Regions from separate parts of the Homo sapiens genome. Here region 1 is linked to region 2. The links are chromatin loops, found by intact Hi-C in ENCODE. Cell type or tissue: mammary epithelial cell. All regions are shown on one strand. Each heading gives the region's core, and the rest is flanking DNA. Links, peaks and the distances in the headings are about the cores only.

The links. Hi-C counts contacts between places; a loop is a spot of excess contacts. Peaks named below come from ENCODE experiments on the same cell type or tissue, not always from the same donor. Only the 100,000 strongest peaks of a DNase experiment are listed, where the experiment ranks them.
Region 1: it touches region 2 in a loop (20-fold over the local background); 10 of 110 quality-filtered maps call a loop at or near these places.

What each region holds. Positions count from the first base shown.
Region 1 is chr12:2,807,614-2,817,282 of GRCh38, forward strand. It overlaps ITFG2 (integrin alpha FG-GAP repeat containing 2), which reads left to right and starts at 5,055. Exons shown (of 12, transcript NM_018463.4): 1 at 5,055-5,243; 2 at 9,610-9,669. The coding sequence starts at 5,148. ITFG2-AS1 (ITFG2 antisense RNA 1) reads right to left here and starts at 5,311. Exons shown (of 4, transcript NR_146317.1): 1 at 4,949-5,311. RefSeq lists enhancers at 4,602-5,351, 5,082-5,331 and a silencer at 4,882-4,971. In mammary epithelial cell, for the core only: a CTCF peak has its summit at 6,168 (motif pointing left); DNase peaks (open chromatin) are centred at 5,018, 5,298 and 6,148; H3K4me3 peaks cover 1,681 bases; H3K27ac peaks cover 1,120 bases.
Region 2 is chr12:2,735,634-2,745,363 of GRCh38, forward strand. It overlaps LINC02371 (long intergenic non-protein coding RNA 2371), which reads left to right and starts at 4,442. Exons shown (of 5, transcript NR_186579.1): 1 at 4,442-4,568; 2 at 6,441-6,547; 3 at 6,872-6,975; 4 at 7,831-7,914. ITFG2-AS1 (ITFG2 antisense RNA 1) reads right to left here. Exons shown (of 4, transcript NR_146317.1): 4 at 6,993-7,156. It also overlaps the pseudogene LOC100422463. In mammary epithelial cell, for the core only: a CTCF peak has its summit at 4,377 (motif pointing right); no DNase peak of the experiment used is centred there.

The DNA.
Region 1 (9,669 bases), core at 1,670-9,669, 73 kb after region 2:
CAGACAATCCTGATGAGTTAGTTCTAGGATTAAAGCGTCCCAGAGTTGGTGGTGCATTTTAACAGGGGCAAACTTGAGGAAGGCAGTGAGACTTAGTAGAGCTCTGAATAACAGCATTTCACCCGGTGCAGAGCTGCCCCACACTACTCTGCCAGTTTCTAGGACAAAAAACCTAACTTTTCCAACAGTTTAATATGCTAAGGTGTACCATGAATGAGAGAGGGGAGGGGGAAATGGTGATATAAGCCAAACCAAGCCCATTGAGAAGCCATGGACCCTGCCCCCAAGGTGGTGAGGCTCTGGGCCTCATGTTTTGAAAGATACTTGGAGACCCTGTTTCTTACCTGGGCACCCTGGGCAAACACAAACCATTCTGTCTACTGTTGGAGGATGAAGTACACAAAGAATCTTCCTAGAAATGCTTCCCACTGGCTGGGCGCAGTGGCTCACGCCTGTAATCCCATCACTTTGGGAAGCCAAGGCAGGCGGATCACGAGGTCAGGAGATCAAGACCATCCTGGCTAACACGGTGAAACCCCGTCTCTACTAAAAATACACACACAAAAAAAAAATTAGCTGGGTGTGGTGGCGGGAGCCTGTAGTCCCAGTTACTGGGGAGGCTGAGGCAGGAGAATGGTGTGAACCTGGGAGGTGGAGCTTGCAGTGAGTCAAGAGCGCGCCACTGCACTTCAGCCTGAGCGACAGAGTAAGACTCCATCTTAAAAAAAAAAAAAAAGAAAGAAACGCTCCCCACTTAATCCCCCCATCCCCTCCTATGGAGATTTCTATTGTTTGTAAAGAATATGCCACTCATATAACTGTATCCATGTCACCTAACCAGGAAGATACCCTAATTAGACAGTTTTGGGGAGCAAGACAAAAACCAGCAGAAAGAGTGCTTGGCTTAGACAAGATGGAGTTTAGATGGTGCCCAAAGAGACCTAGCAACCTTCCAACTAGAAAGGGGCCAAGACCAGGAGTGCTCTTTGTGGAGCCAGGGATCTGTCCATATGGCTTGACAATGCCTAGTCATACAAAACACTCACTGGACTTAAAGTAACTGATGCAAGGTGGGGAGAGGCACAGGCATGGAAGGACTTCACTTGTGCCCTATTTCTTGGAGACCTATCTTTCCTGCCTAACTTTATTTGGCTCTCTTGACAAAAGCCAAAAAGTGTGGTATAGAAGTTGTGATCATACGTCTAGGCATGGTGGCCTGTAATCCCAGCACTTTGGGAGGCCGAGCACTTTGATCACCTGAGGTCAAGAGTTCAAGACCAGCCTGGCCAACATGGTGAAACCCTGTCTCTACTACAAAAAAAATTATCTGGGCATGGTCGTGGACACCTGTAATCCCAGCTACTCGGGAGGCTGAGGCAGGAGAATCGCTTGAACCCGGGAGGCGGAGGTTGCGGTGAGCCAAGATCGCACCATTGCACTCCAGCCTGGGCAAGAAGAGTGAAACTCAAAAAAGTGAAAAAGAAGGCCAGACACAGTGGCTCACGCCTGTAATCCCAGCACTTTGGGAGGCTGAGGTGGGTGGATCATGAGGTCAGGAGATTGAGACCATCCTGGCTAACACAGTGAAACCCATTCTCTACTAAAAATACAAAAAATTAGCCGGGTGTGGTGGCGGGTGCCTGTAGTCTCAGCTTCTCGGGAGGCTGAGGCAGGACAATGGCGTGAACCCGGAGGGCAGAGCTTGCAGTGAGCTGAGATCGTGCCACTGCACTCAGCCTAGGCGACAGAGCGAGACTCCATCTCAAAAAAAAAAAAAAGTAAAAAAGAAGTTGTGATCATAATTACATGACCTTCATGGCAAACATATTCTACAATTAAAAACAGACACCCCGTGTCACAGAAAGATCCAGACCAAGAAACCCAAATGATGAGGAAGATAAAACTAAGGCACTGGGGAATCCTGGGTTGGGGTCTGATCTTAGATAACTGGGTCAGGCCAAGGCACCTGATGAAAGAAGCTGGGTGATCTCATCTCTTGTTCTGAGTTATTTAGTAATATATTTTTTTAAAACCACTTCAGAGGCCGGGCGTGGTGGCTCATGCCTATAATCTCAGCACTTTGGGAGGCCGAGGCAGGCAGATCACAAGGTCAGGAGTTCAAGACCAGCCTGGCCAATATGGTGAAACCCCGTCTCTACTAAAAATACAAAAACAATTGGCTGGGCGTGGTGGCAGTCTCCTGTAGTCCCAGCTACTCAGGAGGCTAAGGCAGGAGAATCGCTTGAACCCGGGAGGCGGAGGTTGCAGTGAGCCGAGATCGTGTCATTGCACTCCAGCCTGGGTGACAGAGGGAGACTGCCTCAGAAAAAAAGAAAGAAAGAAAGAAAAAACCATTTCAGAGGTAAAGTTTTTTTTTTTTTTTTTTTTTTGGAGACAGAGTCTCACTTTCACCCAGCCTGGAGTGCAGTGACACCACCTTGGCTCACTGCAACCTCTGCCTCTTGGGCTCAGGAGATCTTCCCGCCTCAGCCTCCTGAGTAGCTGGGACCACAGGCATGCACCACTATGCCCAGCTAATTTTTGCATTTTTGGTGGAGTCATGGTTTTGCCATGTTGTCCAGGCTGGTCTTGAACTCCTGAGCTCAAGTGATCTGCCTGCCTCAGTCTCCAAAAGTGCTGGAATTACAGGCATGAGCCTCCACAGCCAACCTAGAGGTGAACATTTTGATACTGGTTTTGGTTTTCCCACCCCTTAAAGGCCTAATATGAAGCTTAGGATTTGAACTAGGATGAGAGAATAGAGATGGGGTAGAACACGGGGTGAGGGAGCATGCAACTGCTCTGTAAATGAGAAAATGTATTCAAAGCACCAGGAATACCTGTGGGACCCAGTGCCTTTTAATGGACCTGGCCATCCCACAGTACACAACCAGAAATATGAACTTGTAACACAGTTCAGCTTCAGAATATATCTGCAGTCTCCAGTATTTGTCCAGACTTCCTCCAGTTTACTGTTCTGACCTGCTGTTCTTTCTTACCTGGCTGTCAGATCCACTGGGACATCTAGGAAAAAATCTGCCACCCCCTTCCCCCAAGAAAAGGTCTTGCCCTCCAGCCTCCTCCCACTATGTACAGACATAGAAAGTAGGGACAAGCCGGGCATGGTGGCTCACGCTTGTAATCCCACCTACCTGGGAGGCTGAGACACAAGATCTCGAGCCTGGGAGGCGGAGGTTGCAATGAGCCCAGATCGCACCACTGCACTCCAGAGCAAGACTCTCAAAGAAAAAAAAGAAAGAAAAAGAAAAAAGGGGCCGGGCGCAGTGGCTCACGCCTGTAATTCCAGCACTTTGGGAGGCCGAGGCGGGCAGATCAAGAGGTCAAGAGATCAAGACCATTCTGGCCAACATGGTGAAACCCCGTCTCTACTAAAAGTACAAAAATTAGCTGGGCGGCCGGGCGCCGGTGGCTCATGCCTGTAATCCCAGCACTTTGGAAGGCCGAGGCGGGTGGATCACGAGGTCAGGAGATCGAGACCATCCTGGCTAACACGGTGAAACGCCGTCTCTACTAAAAATACAAAAAATTCTCCTTGAGTGGTAGCGGGCGCTTGTAGTCCCAGCTACTCCGGAGGCTGAGGCAGGAGAATGGCTTGAGCCCGGGAGGCGGAGCTTGCAGCGAGCCGAGATCGCACCACTGCACTCCAGCCTGGGTGACAGAGCGAGACTCCGTCTCAAAAAAAAAAAAAATTAAATTAAATTAAATTAAAAATTAGCTGGGCGTGGTGGCGCTCGCCTGTAGTCTCAGCTACTCGGGAGGCTGAGGCAGGAGAACTGCTTGAACCTGGGAGGCAGAGGTTGCAGTGAGCCGAGATTGCGCCACTGCACTACAGCCTGGGCAACAGAGCGAGACTCTGTCTCAAAAAAAAATAAAAATAAAAATAAAAAAAAAAAAGATAAAAAGGAACAGCCCCTGGTCCAAAATCCCAGATAAGGTAGAATCATTTTTTTTTTTTTTTTGAAACACCAAGTGCGAGTCAGCCTGGGTTTTTAGACCTAAATCTAAAAATGTATTGAACACCTGTATGATTTCATAAATATTGCCCTGATTGACGAGGCACCCCAAAGAAAGGCAGAACTGGATTCAACATGGAAAGAAAGTATCCCAAGAAGCCAGCCATGAGAGTGACAGTCCCATCTGTGCTACAAGAGTAAGGCTACTGAGGTTGAGATGCAAGAGCTTTGTGCTGGGGGGCCACAAGACAGAGCAGATCCGGAATCCAGGCAACCTTCACTTCCAGCCTGAAGACTCTCCTACGAACTATGATAGTAAATGATGGAGAGGCCCTAGGGTTTGGGATCAAACAATTCTGGTTTGAGCACGCACCCCGCCCCACAATCCTTCCTTCTGCCATTTTACTTAATCTTGCTGAACCTGTTTTCCTCAGCCAAAAAAAAAAAAAGCTCGCATAGTGGCTGAACTAATTATGTGAAATATGTGAAATGTGCTTTGCAGCAGGTGGCTTTTAAACTATTGACCAGAAAACACATACACTGAAAAAAAAAATTTTTTTTACATTATAAGCCAGTATACACATATAAGTATATACAATTGAAACAAGAGTTTCACAAAAACTGTACTTACCTTACTACCTGGGAGTCACTTGGTATATTACTATTGTATTTAATTTTTTATATGCTGATTGCAACTCACTACATTGTTTTCACTCCTAATGGGTAGTTTTTTAAAAACACTTTTCAAAACCATGCAATTATCAGTTATTACGAAGATTAGTAAGATTCTCAGGAATGGTCTGATGGCTAGGAATCTTCATTGCCAGGGAAACAAAGGAAAAAGGTCAAGGTTATTAGGTCAAGCCCTTGGGAGCCCTGTTGCCAAGGGAACAGATCGACCCCCGTCAGGGTTGGTTTACCCACGGTCTGCAGCCCTGTGGAGAAAAGGAGTGGCCCGTGGGCCTGTCACTCACATCAGAGTTGGGAAGCCCGCCTCCAAGCCCGGAAGACCCGCCTCCTCTGTAAGGTTAAAGGAGGAAGAGGCAGAGATTGGAGGTTCAGGCAGTGACGTAACTTGCTGCCTTAGGTGGCCTTCCGCTCTGGCGGCTGTCGCGACGGGGGTTCAGGGAATATTTACTGGGCCTCTCCGCTCCCTCTGCTCTTGGAGGTGCCATGAGGTCAGTTAGCTACGTGCAGCGCGTGGCGCTGGAGTTCAGCGGGAGCCTCTTCCCGCACGCAATCTGCCTCGGAGACGTTGATAACGATACGGTAGGTGCATGCGCACCGCAAGAGACAGCCTGGATCTGTGCAGGGACGGGGCAAGGGAAGTGGAAGAGGCCGCCCGAGCGTGCCACGTGAGCGTGAGCATGCGCGCTGTGGCTAGTTTGGAGCGCTAGAGAGAAAAACTTTATTGATAGCTTCAGTGTTCGTGGTTGGTTTTGTTCCTTGGGAGGTTTTGTTTGTTTTTTGAGACAGGCTCCGTCTGTCACCCAGGCTGGAGTGCAGTGGCTTGATTTCGGCTCACCGCAACCTCTGCCTCCCGGGCTCGAGCGATTCTCCTACCTCAGCCTCCCAAGGGGCTGGGATTACAGGCGCCCGCCACCACGCCCGACTAATTTTTGTGTTTTTAGTAGAGGTGGGGTTTCACCATGTTGGCCCAAAGTGCTGGGACTACAGGCCTGAGCCATCGTGCCCAGCCCTTCTCGTTTTTTAAATAAATTACCACAGGTCAAGCAGGTAAAACAATGCCTGGCACACAGTTTAGTGCTCACTTAAGTGTTAGTGGTGGTGGTGGTGGTGTTAGTATTTTATTCTGTTTTTCTGCAAATCTTTACTGAACTGCTCATTATGCACCAAGGACTCTGCTACATTCTAGGAATTCAAAAATGAACGAGAGAGTTCCAGTCCTCAGATAGCTCATAATCAAGCTGTGTAATAGTCACCGGATAATAAAATGTAATGAGATGCATTGACTAAAGTATGGAGAGGATTCTCCGGTGGAGCATTAAAGGGAATAGTGTCTGATGCTCTTTTTTTTGCAGACTTTATCTTTTCATTTATCATCTATTTCATAGTTCTAATGCAAAGCACTGTATTGCCCCCTTCTACCCTCTGCCCTATCTTCCTACTCGGCCTCCCTGCTTCACAGTTCCTTAACTGTCCTGTACTTATTTCCCACCGCCCCCTAGTGCTGTGATGCAGAAGGTATCTTATGAGGCCTTTTTTGGCTCTACCCTCTCTGGGGAGGAAAGAGTTATTCTCATAAATTTGTGTTATGTTTTCTGGGCTTTCGTGTTTCTTCATGAACTGCCAAGCAGTCCAATTTTATGAGAAAATTAGAGGAGGAATTTTTAAAATTTTTTTGTTTTTTATAGAGACAGGGTCTCACTCTGTTGCCCAGGCTGGAGTGCAGTGGTGCAATCGTAGCTCACTGCAGCCTTGAACTCCTGGGCTCAAATGATTCTACTGCCCCAACCTCCTGCGTAGCTGGGACTACAGGTGCCTGCCACCATGTCTGGCTAATTTTTTTAAAGTTTTGTAGAGATGAGGTCTCACTGTGTTAACCAGGCTGTTCTCAAACCTCTGGCTTCAAGCAGTACACTGGCCTCAGTGTCCCAAAGTGCTGGAATTACAGGTGTAAGCAACCTCACCAGGCCATACTTTTAAACAGTAAATTGACAAAGCACCTTCAGATATACATTATTTTCCATTTTATCTGATTGCCTTCTTTGTTTAAAAGCATTCCCTTTTTTTATAGGTTTATAGCACCAGCTTTTTTGAAATTGTACTTATCTGAAAGAATTACACTATTACACACTCACTTCTGCAATGTTAGATATACTACCATTTTTTTTCACCTGAGTTGTAAGCTCCATTACTATAAGCTCCATAGGGGTAGGAATGTTTTAATCTGTTTTTTCCACTGCTATATTCTCAACACTTAGAACAATGTAGGCACTGGCCGGGTGTGATGGCTCACGCCTGTAATCTCAGCACTTTGGGAAGCTGAGATGGAAGGATCATTTGAGCCTAGGAGTTCGAGACCAGCCTGGGCAACACAGGGAAACTCCGTCTTTACAAAAAAATAGAAAAAATTAGCCAGGTGTGGTGGTGCATGCTTGTAGTCCCGGCTACTCAGGAGGCTGAGGCGAGAGGATTACTTGAGCCTAGGAAGTTGAGGCTGCAGTGAGCCATGATCACACTACGGTACTCCAGCTTGAGCAACAGAGTGAGACCCTGTCTCAAACAAACAACAAAAAAACAGAAAGAAAAGAAATAAGAAACGTCAAGTAATAGGTTTGATTTAAAAAAAACCAGTTTTATGCTTCTGTGATCTGATATTCTCACCAGAAAGTCCCATAACAATTATAACAATTAAAAAATAAAGATTTTTTTTTTTTTTGAGACGGAGTTTCACTCTTATTGTCCAGGCTGGAGTGCAGTGACACAATCTCGGCTCACTGCAACCTCTGCCTCCCAGGTTCAAGCGAACCTTGGCCTGCCTCGGCCTCCCAAAAGTAGCTGGGATTACAGGCGTGAGCCACCGCGCCCAGCCAGAAATCAAAGATTCAAATAAATTCCAATTTGTTTCTAACTTTTCCTTACTGTTCACCTGTTTATCTCTGTTGCCTTTAGAACTAAATTTCTTGAGAGTATTAGTTCAATGTATTCTGGGAACAGGAAGGGGATGTTGGCTGTACCCCCAAGAGGAGATCATAAAGCAGTTTGCGGAAGTGGGGTTTGAAGCCACTTGGTTAACATCGTGAGCCCCTGTAAAGGGCAGCTACCCAGATACAAATGGTGGAGAGGCTCCATACAGGGACCTCCCTTCTCTAGAGCTTAGCCATCACTTGAGGGCACTGGAGGCCCAGAGTGGGGAGCAGCCCCTTCAGGCTCTGCCCCCTCAGGCCCCACCATCCTTTGTGGTTCCCACATACACCTCAAGATCAAAAGGCCTTGCTAGAGGAGGGAAGGCCCCAAGAGTTCACATTGTCTTTTTATTTGGCCCCTGATTAAACATGAGGTCTGAAGTTAGATTCTCCAAAACTCCACCATCTTGGGCTGTTTTCAAAACATGTCCCATTTGTAATGGGCAAATTCAAAGAGCCAAAGTCAGGCATGTGTAACCTAGAGCTGTTCAGGTCGCATACTTTTCTGGGGTGGGCCATAGATTGTGTGTAGCCTCAATTCCTGTAACCTCTCCTGCCCCCTAACACACACACCCCTAAATGGAAATAAAGAACTGGGAAACTATGGTTGTGTTGGCCTCAAAAGATTGTTTTGTTTTGTTTTTTGAGACAGGGTCTTGTTCTGTCACCCAGGCTGGACTGCAATGGCACGATCATGGCTCACTGCAGCTTCAGGTTCCTGAGCTCAAGTGATCCTCCTTCCTCAGCCTCCTGAGTAGCTGAAGCTGCAGGTGTGCACCACCACACCTGGATAATTTTTTTTTTTTTTTTTTGAGACAGAGTCTCGCTCTGTCATCAGGCTGGAGTGCAGTGGCACGATCTCGGCTCACTGCAACCTCCACCTCCTGGGTTCAGGCAGTTCTCCTGCCTCAGCCTCCCGAGTAGCTGGGATTACAGGTGTGTACCACCACGCTCAGCTAATTTTTGTATTTTTAGTACAAACGGGGTTTTACCATGTTGGCCAGGCTGGTCTCGAACTCCTGACCTCATGTGATCCACCCGCCTCGGCCTCCCAAAGTGCTGGGATTATCGGCGTGAGTCACCGCACACAGCCTTTTTTTTTTTTTTTTTGAGACAGAGTCTCGCTCTGTCGCCCAGGCTGGAGTGCAGTGGTACAGTCTTGGCTCACTGCAAGCTCTGCCTCCCGGGTTCACACCATTCTCCTGCCTCAGCCTCCCGAGTAGCTGGGACCACAGGCGCCCGCCACCATGCCCGGCTAATTTTTTGTAGTTTTAATAGAAACAGGGTTTCACTGTGTTAGCTAGGATGGTCTCAATCTCCTGACCTCATGATCCGCCCGCCTTGGCCTTCCAAAATGCTGGGATTACAGGCATGAGCCACTGCGCCTGGCCTTTTTTTCTTTTTTTTTTTTTTTTTTGAGAGACAGGGTCTCACTCTGTCACCCAGGCTAGAGTACAGTGGTGCAGTCTTGCTCACTCACTGCAACCTCTACCTCCCAGGCTCAAGCAATTCTCCTGCCTCGGTGTCCCGAGTAGTTGGGACCACAGGCATGCACCACTATGCTTGGGTAATTTTTGTATTTTTTGTAGAGACAAGGTTTCACCATGTTGGCTAGGCTGGTCTCGAATTCCTGAGCTCAACCAACCAATCCACCCGCCTCCACCTCCCAAAGTGCTGGGATTATAGGCATGAGCCACTGCACCTGGCCTCACCTGGCAAATTTTTAAATTTTTTTGTAGAAATGGGATCTTGCCATGTTGCCCAGGCTGGTCTCTAACTCTTGGCCTCAAGTGATCCACCCACCTCCACCACCCAAAGTAGTGGGATTACAAGTGTGAGTCATTGCACCTGGCCAGACTTTTAATAAAGTAGATGAAGATACAAGTTGAGGTCTTGTGATTACCCTTGGCTAGGCTAAGTAGAGAAGAGCTTGAAGAGGTTCAGCAGAGTCCCATCCTAACGCTTTCTTCTCTCTCCATTTGAAGTTAAATGAACTGGTGGTGGGAGACACCAGCGGGAAGGTGTCTGTGTATAAAAATGATGAC
Region 2 (9,730 bases), core at 859-8,858:
ATCAGCCTGTCTGTGGTGTGAGTGGATTTGAGTGGATAAAGGCAAAAGTTCAGGCAGGAAGCTATTGTTCACAGCCAAGCCATCAAGGACAGAGGCCTGAGCTCATTGACTAGCAGGGAAGGAGACAAGGCACAGTTGGTGGGGGGTGACTGAATCCAGGAAGTGAGAGAGAAGTTGGCACTAAGGAAAGAAAGCCACAGGTAGTTATTAAACAGTGGATTCAAGCATAAATCCAGGTGCGGTGAAATATTGATGCTGTCGAGTGGGATCTGGTGCTCATGTTCAGTTCTCTTCCAAGGACCTGGGGATATCTTGGTCTTTGGTCAGATTTTTCTTCATCAGCCTCATTCCCTGCAACCTGTTAGGCCTCCTGGATGACGCATATCCAAAGAGTTACCATTTTCGGAGCATAATCTATGTCCTGTGAGCCTCAAAACAGTCTATAATGAATCGATTTGTGTCCCCCTAAAATTAACATATGGAAACCCTGACCCTTAATATGACTACTTGAAGATAGGGGCTATAGGGAGGTATAAAGGTTAAATGAGGTTGTAAGCATGAGACCTTAATCTGACAGGACTAGTGTCCTTACAGGAAAAGGAACAGATGTTACAGATGTCTTTCTCTGCGTGTACATAGAGAAGAGGCCACGTGAGGACACAGCAAGAAGGCAGCCATCCACAAGCCAGGAAGAGACCCCTCCCCAGAAAACAACCCTGACAGCATCTGAATCTCAGACTTCCAGCCTCCAGAACTGGGAGAAAATGCATTTCTGTTATTTAAGCTACCCAGTCTGTGATATTCAGTATGACAGCCCAAGCAAGCTATGCACAGTCTTTAAGAGGTAGGCATTATCATCCCCGTTTATAGATGAGGAAACAGGCTCAGAGAGATTGACTTGACTAAGATCCACAGGTGGTAAGCTGCTCATCCGCTGCCCTGCAGTGGAGTCTTCCTTATAGCAAGCCTTTTGTTTTTGCAGAGAACTTTGTAGGCATATCTTTGAAGAACCACCCATTTGACAACTCTATTTCTAAAGCTCCAGCAGTGGCTCTGCATTACAGCCTGCTGTGCAGATCCACACAACGATGGAACTACAGGGCCTGCTCTGCAAGATCACCCCAGAGATGGCTTCCCAGTCTTGGAGATGCAGAGATTTGCTGTACTTCTCTGTCCTCCTGCAATAGTGACAGATGTTTTCAGTCAGCTATACACTTTTCAGCTGGAAAAGCGTGACTTTGTGGCTATATAGGATTCCCCATGAGTCCCCTGCACCTCTCTTCTGTAACCGCGATGCTACAAAGTGTGCAGAGGAGCCCTGCGGCAGGGTTTCCAGTCACCTTCCTGTAAGCACCCTGCACTCCCAACCGTCTGGCTACAAGTCCAGTGGGACATGAGCCTTACTGAAGCAAGCTTTGACGTTTTAGTTTGAACCAGATGAAATTATGATTTTTAGAGGTAAAAATGATCAAATATCAGCAATTTCATATGAATCAATGTAATCAATGCAGCTGGCCCTCACTCCTGCCCCCTCCCTCTCATTCAATCCTCTCAGGCTGCCCTCAGATCACCCCAGATCCCTGGCTTCCTCCTCCCACCCTCCCTGGCGGAGTCCCCGTGATGGACAGAGATGGACACCTGCGAGAGAAGTCCACAAAGGAAGAGAGAGGAAATGGTCAGAGAGGTAGGAGGACAGTGTCAGGGCCCAGAACCCATTACCCCAACATATGGCCCCTTGGCCTCCTGAGTATTTTCTATGGAAGCAGATGGAGAAAACGGCAGGAGCAAGAAGGTCACTCTCTGACCCACACTTCTCCTTTCTCCCCTGAGCATGGTCAGAAAGGAATTCTCCGACTTGCCTTGCTTGAAAGTAGGTCAGGAGACTCTCATTCCAGAGAGGTCCTGGCTCGGTCCCCATACCCCTTCTCCCCTCTGGCCTCATGAAGCTTCTGCTTAAGGAGGGCTCCATGTCCGTCTTTAGCATCTCAGGGTGAATTAAGTCCCTGCCCTCTAAGGGCATTTTCATGTGAAGCTTTGTTCTCTGTGACATAAGAGGAGAGGGATGTTTAGAGGAGTTGGGGGAGGAGACTCCAGGGGATTTTCTTGTCCCCACAGATACATCTCTCCACATAGCAAAATACATGCAAAGCACCCGGCACAGTGCCCAGCACACAGTCAGTGCTCATGAAGTGTCGGTTCCCTCTGCCCACTGCAGTGGGTACAAACAACACACAGGGTGCCAAGCTTCAGCTTGGTGAAGAGAAACATAGCCCGCGTTCCAGCTCCCGGGCCTTGTCCTCTGCGTCACAGCTCAAGGCTAAAGCAGCTGAGGCCCTGGCATTTCTTGTGGTGAGGATGGACCAGCAAGTCTGTTCCCCGTGGCCCCAGAAGTGCTGCTGCCTGCCTGCTGCTGCTCTGTGTCTCCAGCTCCTCCCTCCGTGCCTCACCAAAGCCCACTCCACCTCCCTCCCCTCCCAATCCTCCTGGAGCTCCCACCTCTCATCTTTCCTTCCACTGTGGGGCAGGTGGCGATCTGTAGGCCGACCCGAGAAAGAACTGCCCCTACCCTGCCTGAGAGGCTCAAAGCCAGGGGCACTGATCCAGCTTTCAGCTCTGAGAGGATGGACCAGGATATTTCCCTGATGCCCTCAGGGGTCTGAGGGTAAAGTGGGTCAGAAGCAAGACAGAGGGAGGCACTGAGCTGAGCACAGATGGGAAAAGGAAGATCTTGTGGCCCAGAGCTAAAGAAGACACAACCCTGTGAGCAGAAGACCCTATCCCAGCAGGGAAAGGCACGTCCTGGTGTGGGAGAGTTGCAAACCCCTCTAGGTAGCTTCCTGCCTGTGCCTTTACTCTAGGGAGCTGGTGTCAGAATCAAGGGCACCATCAAAATAAGATGCCAGGGACATCTCAGCTGTGTCAAACAAATGCCCAAAGACCCTGCTATTGCAGCTGGGGGTGGGACAGCAGCCTCCTCACAGGCCCACCCTGCCCTTTATGGCACAGCCCAGGACCCACTGTCAAAGCTGTCTCTTCCCAGTCTCAAAGCACTGTCTCGTCTGTCGCCTCATTTGTGACTCACTATAGGCCTCTGGGTCAGGCAGGACAAATGTCACTTCAATTTCATATAAAGGGAAACTAAGGCAAGGGGTGCACTAAGTGACTTGGACCAAGGGATAAGTGAATTGAGGTCAGGACTCAGATCTCCTTGGCTCCACACCAGACAACCTGCCACATGGAGGCCTCACCCTAATCTTAACACTTCCATGGATCCATGGCTTCATCAGCCACCACAGGAGTACAAGGCCACAGTAATTGCATGCATGTCCGCATGTGTGTGCAGATGTGCACGTGTGTATGCATGTGTGCAGATGTGTATGTGAGTGTGCATGTGTGCATGTATGTATGAGTGTGTGCAGATGTCCACGTGTGTGCGTGTGTGCAGATATGTACGTGTGTGTGCATGTGTGTATGTGTGCAGATGTGCATGTATGTGTGTGTGCATGTGTGCAGGTGTGTGCGCACATGTGTACTGTGTGTGCATGTGTGTAGATGTCCACGTGTGTGCATGTGTGCAGGTGTGCACGTGTGTACAGATGTGCACGTGTGTATGCGTGTTTGCACATGTGTGCATGTGTGCATGTGTGTATGCGTGTGTGCAGGTGTGTACCTGTTCGCATGTGTGTAGCTGTGCACGTGTGTGCATGTGTGCAGATGTGTACGTGTGTGCACATGTGTGCAGATGTGCACGTGTGTGTGCATGTCACATGTGTGCATGTTTAATGCATTGCTTACTGAGGAAAGAGGAAAAGTGTTGGCAGTTCCTGATGTTTTTCTCCGTCTTGGATATTGTAGGTGTCACTTCCAGGAAAGCCAGACAGCCATGGCATGTCAGGAGGGGGGTTGGGTCCCAGGACAAAACCTATGAAGTGAAGATGAACCCACAACATAGGAGTCCTGCAGTGAGCCCAGCCTGCTCTCCACAGAGATGTGAGCTGCCCTCTCCCAGCCAAGCCCTGGTGTGGGAACAGATGTGAGGAGGCAGGGGCAGGTCCCTGAGATCCCTCCTCTGGGCATAATTTGCTGGAGAGGAGATCACAGAGAAAACATCTGCACAGCCTCTGTTATCTCCTTAGGGGAGCGGGAGCCCCCATCACACACACACACACACACGCGCGCACGCACACACACGCACACACGATGCTTTTTAGTTTGGGCTTTCCTGACCAGAAAAATTCCTAAACATTGTTTCTTAAACGTTTTAGGCTGTAACCAACAGTCATAAAAATGTTTTCTGGTGAGATTCAGTGTACACATACATCTATTGACAATTACACAAGTGTTTCAAGACACTGCTTATAATAAAGCTGCCCAGAAGAGGGCACTGGTGGCAAAGCCAGGCCTGAGATTTTTGTCCTTGCTGGAATTTTTGGAGGATTTTAGCTGCGGATCTAGATCCATTAGAAGGTGGTGACATCCATTTGGTCGGTTATGACTAACCCTTAGAAGAATAGCATAGCGCAGCACAGCACAACAGAAACTATCAGAATGCATCAAATGTCACAAAGGTAAGCACTGTGTTGGGAAACACTTGTTTCATTGCCAATAGATGTGTGTATCTGGGGGTCACCTTGTGAAACGTCTTATGACTGTGGGTGGCATTTACAGCAGTTTGAGACACAGTGTTTAGAAGCTTTCCTGAAAAGATGTCAGAGTGAGGAAGGACTAGCCTTGCAGACTTTTGAAGACAGGAAAGGTGTGGCTGGAGGTGGTGGGAGGGGACACCAGGTGCCCCACCCTGAGGAGTGTGGGGAGAGCGGCAGCCAGGCCAGCACAGCATGCGGCTTCCTGGGGTCCAGTGCTTTCTCCTCAGGAACTGGATGGGAAGAGTAGCAGAAGCACCTCTTTTTCCCCAGCATAGAAAGAAGAATCGAGTGAGTAAGGAAAAGCATGGAAAGAGTCCCAACCAGCGGCGCTTGACAAATCACTCAACTGCCCTGTGCCTTCATGTCCCCATCAGCAAAATGGGGCGGTGGGGGTGACAGACCTTCTACTTTTCTGACTAAGTGAAACACAGTCAATATAAAAAAGGGAAATACCCAAAGCTCCTTATGAGATAACAGTCTCTAAATTGATTTTTAGGGAATACAAATTAATACCTGACCACCTTCCCTAGAAATCAGGAAAAGCATATAATTTAACCTATGTTGGTTTTCTAGAGTGCTTGGTGCACCGAGGCACCTGCTAAATCATGCCTTAAGGAGATCCCACAAACTAGTAAACTAAGAGGGTCTCAGGAGAGGAAGATAACACAGAGAGTTTCTCATTAATTGCCCTAGAGTGGCGGAACCCCGAAGGGTACAGGCATTCAGAGAAGGTTGAGGGCAGGGTGACCTTAGTAGGTACCATGCACAGGGTCAAATACTAGCTGGATCTGCAAGAGCCGGGGTGATTTGCATAAGAAGAAAATATAATAGGGAGGCCTTAGCTAGCTGAGAGTAAGAGCAAGTCTTGAAGGTATAAATACTGCGGTCTGCACTCTACCAGCCTTCCTGCACATCTATAAATCATCCAAGTCTCTGTGCTGTGCCATGAGCAGGCATGGAGTCACCCTCAGAGGTGTAGGGTGGCACCAGGGACCAGCAAGTCAGTGGTCTCATCTGGGAATGAGGTTGGAATGCAGCTGTGCTTCTTGAACTGCAGGCTGACCCAGCAGAGATTGTGAATCAAAATTTTAATAAAAATAGAACAGACTAAAGTGGACTGGGACTCACCAGGGTGCAATGCATGCACTGAGGGTAAGCAAAGGGCATGAGGCTTCATTCCATCAGGTGTGTCTGTGCGTGATGAGAAGCTGTCAAATCTACTTCTCATCGAGTTTCCATCAAAGGCCTGGAAGCCATAGACTAGATGCCCCATGAGGTCCCTCACAGCCCTGCTGTTCACCTACTGAGTGACCGTAGAGTGGTTGTAGGCAGCTGCTTATGTGCTCTTGCTGATGAGGGGGTGGCAGGGCGGGAGAAATCGGGGGACGGGCATAAGTTTGGGTGAAAGTTGAGGGTCACTGGGGAAAACAGCATCAGCTCATGCAAACACGGGAGCCAAGGCCATTCCCCAAAAGAACTTCATGGGCCTAGGATTCTTTCCGCTTTCTCAACACCTTTGACCCCAGAGTGCCTTCACTGCCCCAAGTCAGAACTGCAGGCTTATGAGACAGGCTGCGGGTGAGGAGCTGGCCATTCCCACTGAGCAGGCCTGGAAGATGCCAGGGGCAGGCCAGAACTTCTTGGGTAGGCAACTTCCCCAAACCTGCATGTAAGCACAAAGTGGGCGTCCCTTCACTAAGGATCAGAGCAAAGTGCTTTCTGGGGGTGCAGCTGCCCCTATGGGTGGCCACTTCTCAGCCTCCAGGAACAAGCCCCATGAGCTCTCTGTTCCAGGCTCTCCTACCAGGATGACAAAAATCGGCAACTGATGCTCCCAGAGGAGGACAAGAGGGACATCCGGCAATCTCCAAAGAGGGGTTTCCTCCGCTCTGCCTCACTAGGTAAATGCACCGCTCGCTTTCTGGATGTGGTCGGTGGTTACTCCCTAGAGAACACTGGTCAGGGATGATTGGGAAATCGTTGTGGCCTGCCTCAAATCAGCCCCACACAGTGGGGGCATTTCCAAAGCAAGGAGACAACATTCCAAAGGCAGGGTGTGCAGGGATGAGCCCTGGACACCAGAATACGTCTCAGACGAGGGGAGGGGAAAGGAGGAGTGTCTCGGGCCATAGTTACTGCTCCTGGCACCCCACCAGAGTGTGAATTGTCACAGGCCAGCGTCCTGTTTTCCTGCCCTGATCCTGGCTCTCTGGCTGGCTTTGCAGGTCAAAGAGCCTCCTTCCACCTGGAATGTCTGAAGTGACAGAAGGACCGAGGGGGAGACATCTCTCAGAAGACAGTCCTGCCCTTGCATCTGGTTCATCATCAGGTAGCTCACACTTTTGGACAGGCCACTGTCACCTGCCAGCAGGCCAGACAGTCCCCAGGGTGATGGACAAATCCTGAAGACATCAGTGGGTCTTCCCTGTCTCGATGGCTGGCACGTCCAGGAGTCCAGGAGAAACAGGTCTTTCCATGCCCAAGTTGGTACCTTTTTGGGTGAGAACACTCTGAAAATGAAGACTCTGTAAGTTATTTTGAGCCACACAAGATCAGAGATAGCCATGTCCAAGCATATTTGTGTCTGTCCACAATTGCAGGCTTTTATTCATTTATTTCCATAATAAAAGTCGTGAGCTACATGAAGGGTCCAAGGAGACAATTCTCCATAGAGCCTATTTCTACAAAGGAATTACTCATAGCAAGAGTGCTATGTACAGAAGTCATCCAAAGGGACGTGTAAAGTAACCAACCTTTGGATGGTTACTTTACACCATCCTTTACAATAGGCCTGACAATACACACCCACCACTCCTAAAGGCAAAGAAATAGAACAAATGTTTAGGAGAAGGATAGAGTGGAACCCTGGTCGTCGGGGTTTTTAACCTCATCAAACCATCATAGAAAAGGTGGCAAAGGAGGATGACGGCATCTCTGTCCCTAGAGGCCTAGAATAATTAAAATATATTTAGAAACAATTCAGCAAAGAGGCCACAAAAGGGGCCTGCTGATTCCCAGAAGACCTCTTTAAATCCCAAGGGAGGAAACTACTTGCTGATGGAGCCTGGGCCAATTTTGTTTTTTAAACAAGATCTGCCTCTGAGGCAAATGTCAGCACAGAGAGGACTGGGAGAATGGAGGCAAGAAAAGGGCATAGTTTGACTCCCTCTGTGTCTCTTCCCAGTTCATGGAGGGACGTGTTCAGCTCACTCACCTACAGTGACCAGTGTGGTGGAGCCGCTGACATCTCAAAGATCTATTTGGGAAGGTGAGAAGAGTACTCGTTCCATCTGGGGGTGTTGTCCCAGCCACCTCAGCCTAGCTGGTGGGATGTGGGGGTGTCTGCCGCCCTGTCCCCCCTCTGCTGATGTCCCTCCCCTCAGGCTGTCCAGGTGCCACCTGACACAGGCTGCTGTGCAAAGGCAGGCGGGGAAGCCCAAACCTCACTCCCAGGGAGGCCTCAGCCGCCAGAGTCCAGGTTCTCCAGAGGCTACGATTTGAAGAGGTTGAGGGGGAAGATAGGAGGGAAAGAAGAGTCCTACAACTGTCAGGAATGGGGCACCTTTCCCTGTAACTAAGCAAAGCTCCCTCTTCCCACTGCCCTCCCCAGCCCCAGCTCCCTGTCCTCCCCAACACCTAGTGAGAAAGACGGTGCGTGGAAGGGAGTCCCATGGGCAGATGCTTACACGGCCTCTTTGCGAAGCTTCTTCTGGGTTTAACTTCATTCATCAATTTATTTTTATGTCAAAGCAATGAAACGTTTCTTTCTGGAGCCAGATACCAATATAACAGGTGAACGGGTTTCTGCCACATCTCTACATTGACGGGGGATGCTTGAACCACCTCCCCAGGACACACACCGTTAAGGCCCAAGGGCTGGGGTTGAGCTCTAGATAAGGGAATTGCCTACACCTGGAAGGGTGGACACTGCGTAGACAAACATGGAGGGAGAACCAGAGTGACTTCCTTGTGTAAAAAATTGACTTTCTTGGGGGAGACGAAAACCCAGAAATAATACAAGGTCAACACATGCAATACTAAATTCAATACTTACATGCTAGCAATAAATAACTGGAAATTTTAAATGTTGCAAAAATTACATTTATAATACTTCTGAAAAATGAAATTCTTAGGTATACAAGATTGTCTACTCTGAAAACTTAAAAAGTGCTATAAACAAAATCAAAGAAGGTCTAAATAAATGAAGAGATATTCACGGATGGGAAGATTCAACATAGTAAAAATTTCAATTCTCCCCAGATTGATCTGTAACTTAAATACAAATCCATCAAAATCCTAGCATAGGATATTTTGTCTATATAGACAAACTGATTTTTAAATTTATATGCAAAAGTGAAGGTAAAAAGATGAATTTAGTTTCATTTAGATGAAAATACTGTGCTACAGTATTTTAAGTCCTACTTTAATGCAAGAGTAATCACAATCATGTGGTTTATTGAAGGAATGGACACAGAGACCAATGGAACAGAATACAGAGTACAGAAATGAATCTACACAAATATGGCCAAGTGATTTCTGACAAAGGTGCAAAAGTAACTCAATAGAGAAAGGGCATTTTTTCCACAAATGCTATGGGAATAATGGAATTTTCATGTGCAAAATTTGAACCTCAACCTGAAATTCCTCCTAATATCAAAATTAGTTCCAAAGGGTCACAGATTTAAATGTAACATGCAAGACTATAAAACTTTTAGAAGAAAACATAGGAGAAATATTCAACATCTAGTTCTTAGACATGACACCAAAATAACAATTCATATGTGGAAAAACTTATAACATGGACTTCATCAAAATGTGGGACTCTTGATCTGTGAAGGATCCTATTAAGAGGATGAAAAGACATGCTACAGACTGAGTGAAAACATCTGCAAGCCATATAGCAGACAAAAGACTTATATCCAGAATCCATGAAGAACTCTCAAAACTCAACACATTTTAAAAAAAAACAATCTCGGCCGGGCGCGGTGGCTCATGCCTGTAATCCCAGCACTTTGGGAGGCCAAGGTGGGAGGAACATGAGGTCAGGAGATCTAGACCATCCTGGCTAACATGGTGAAACCCCG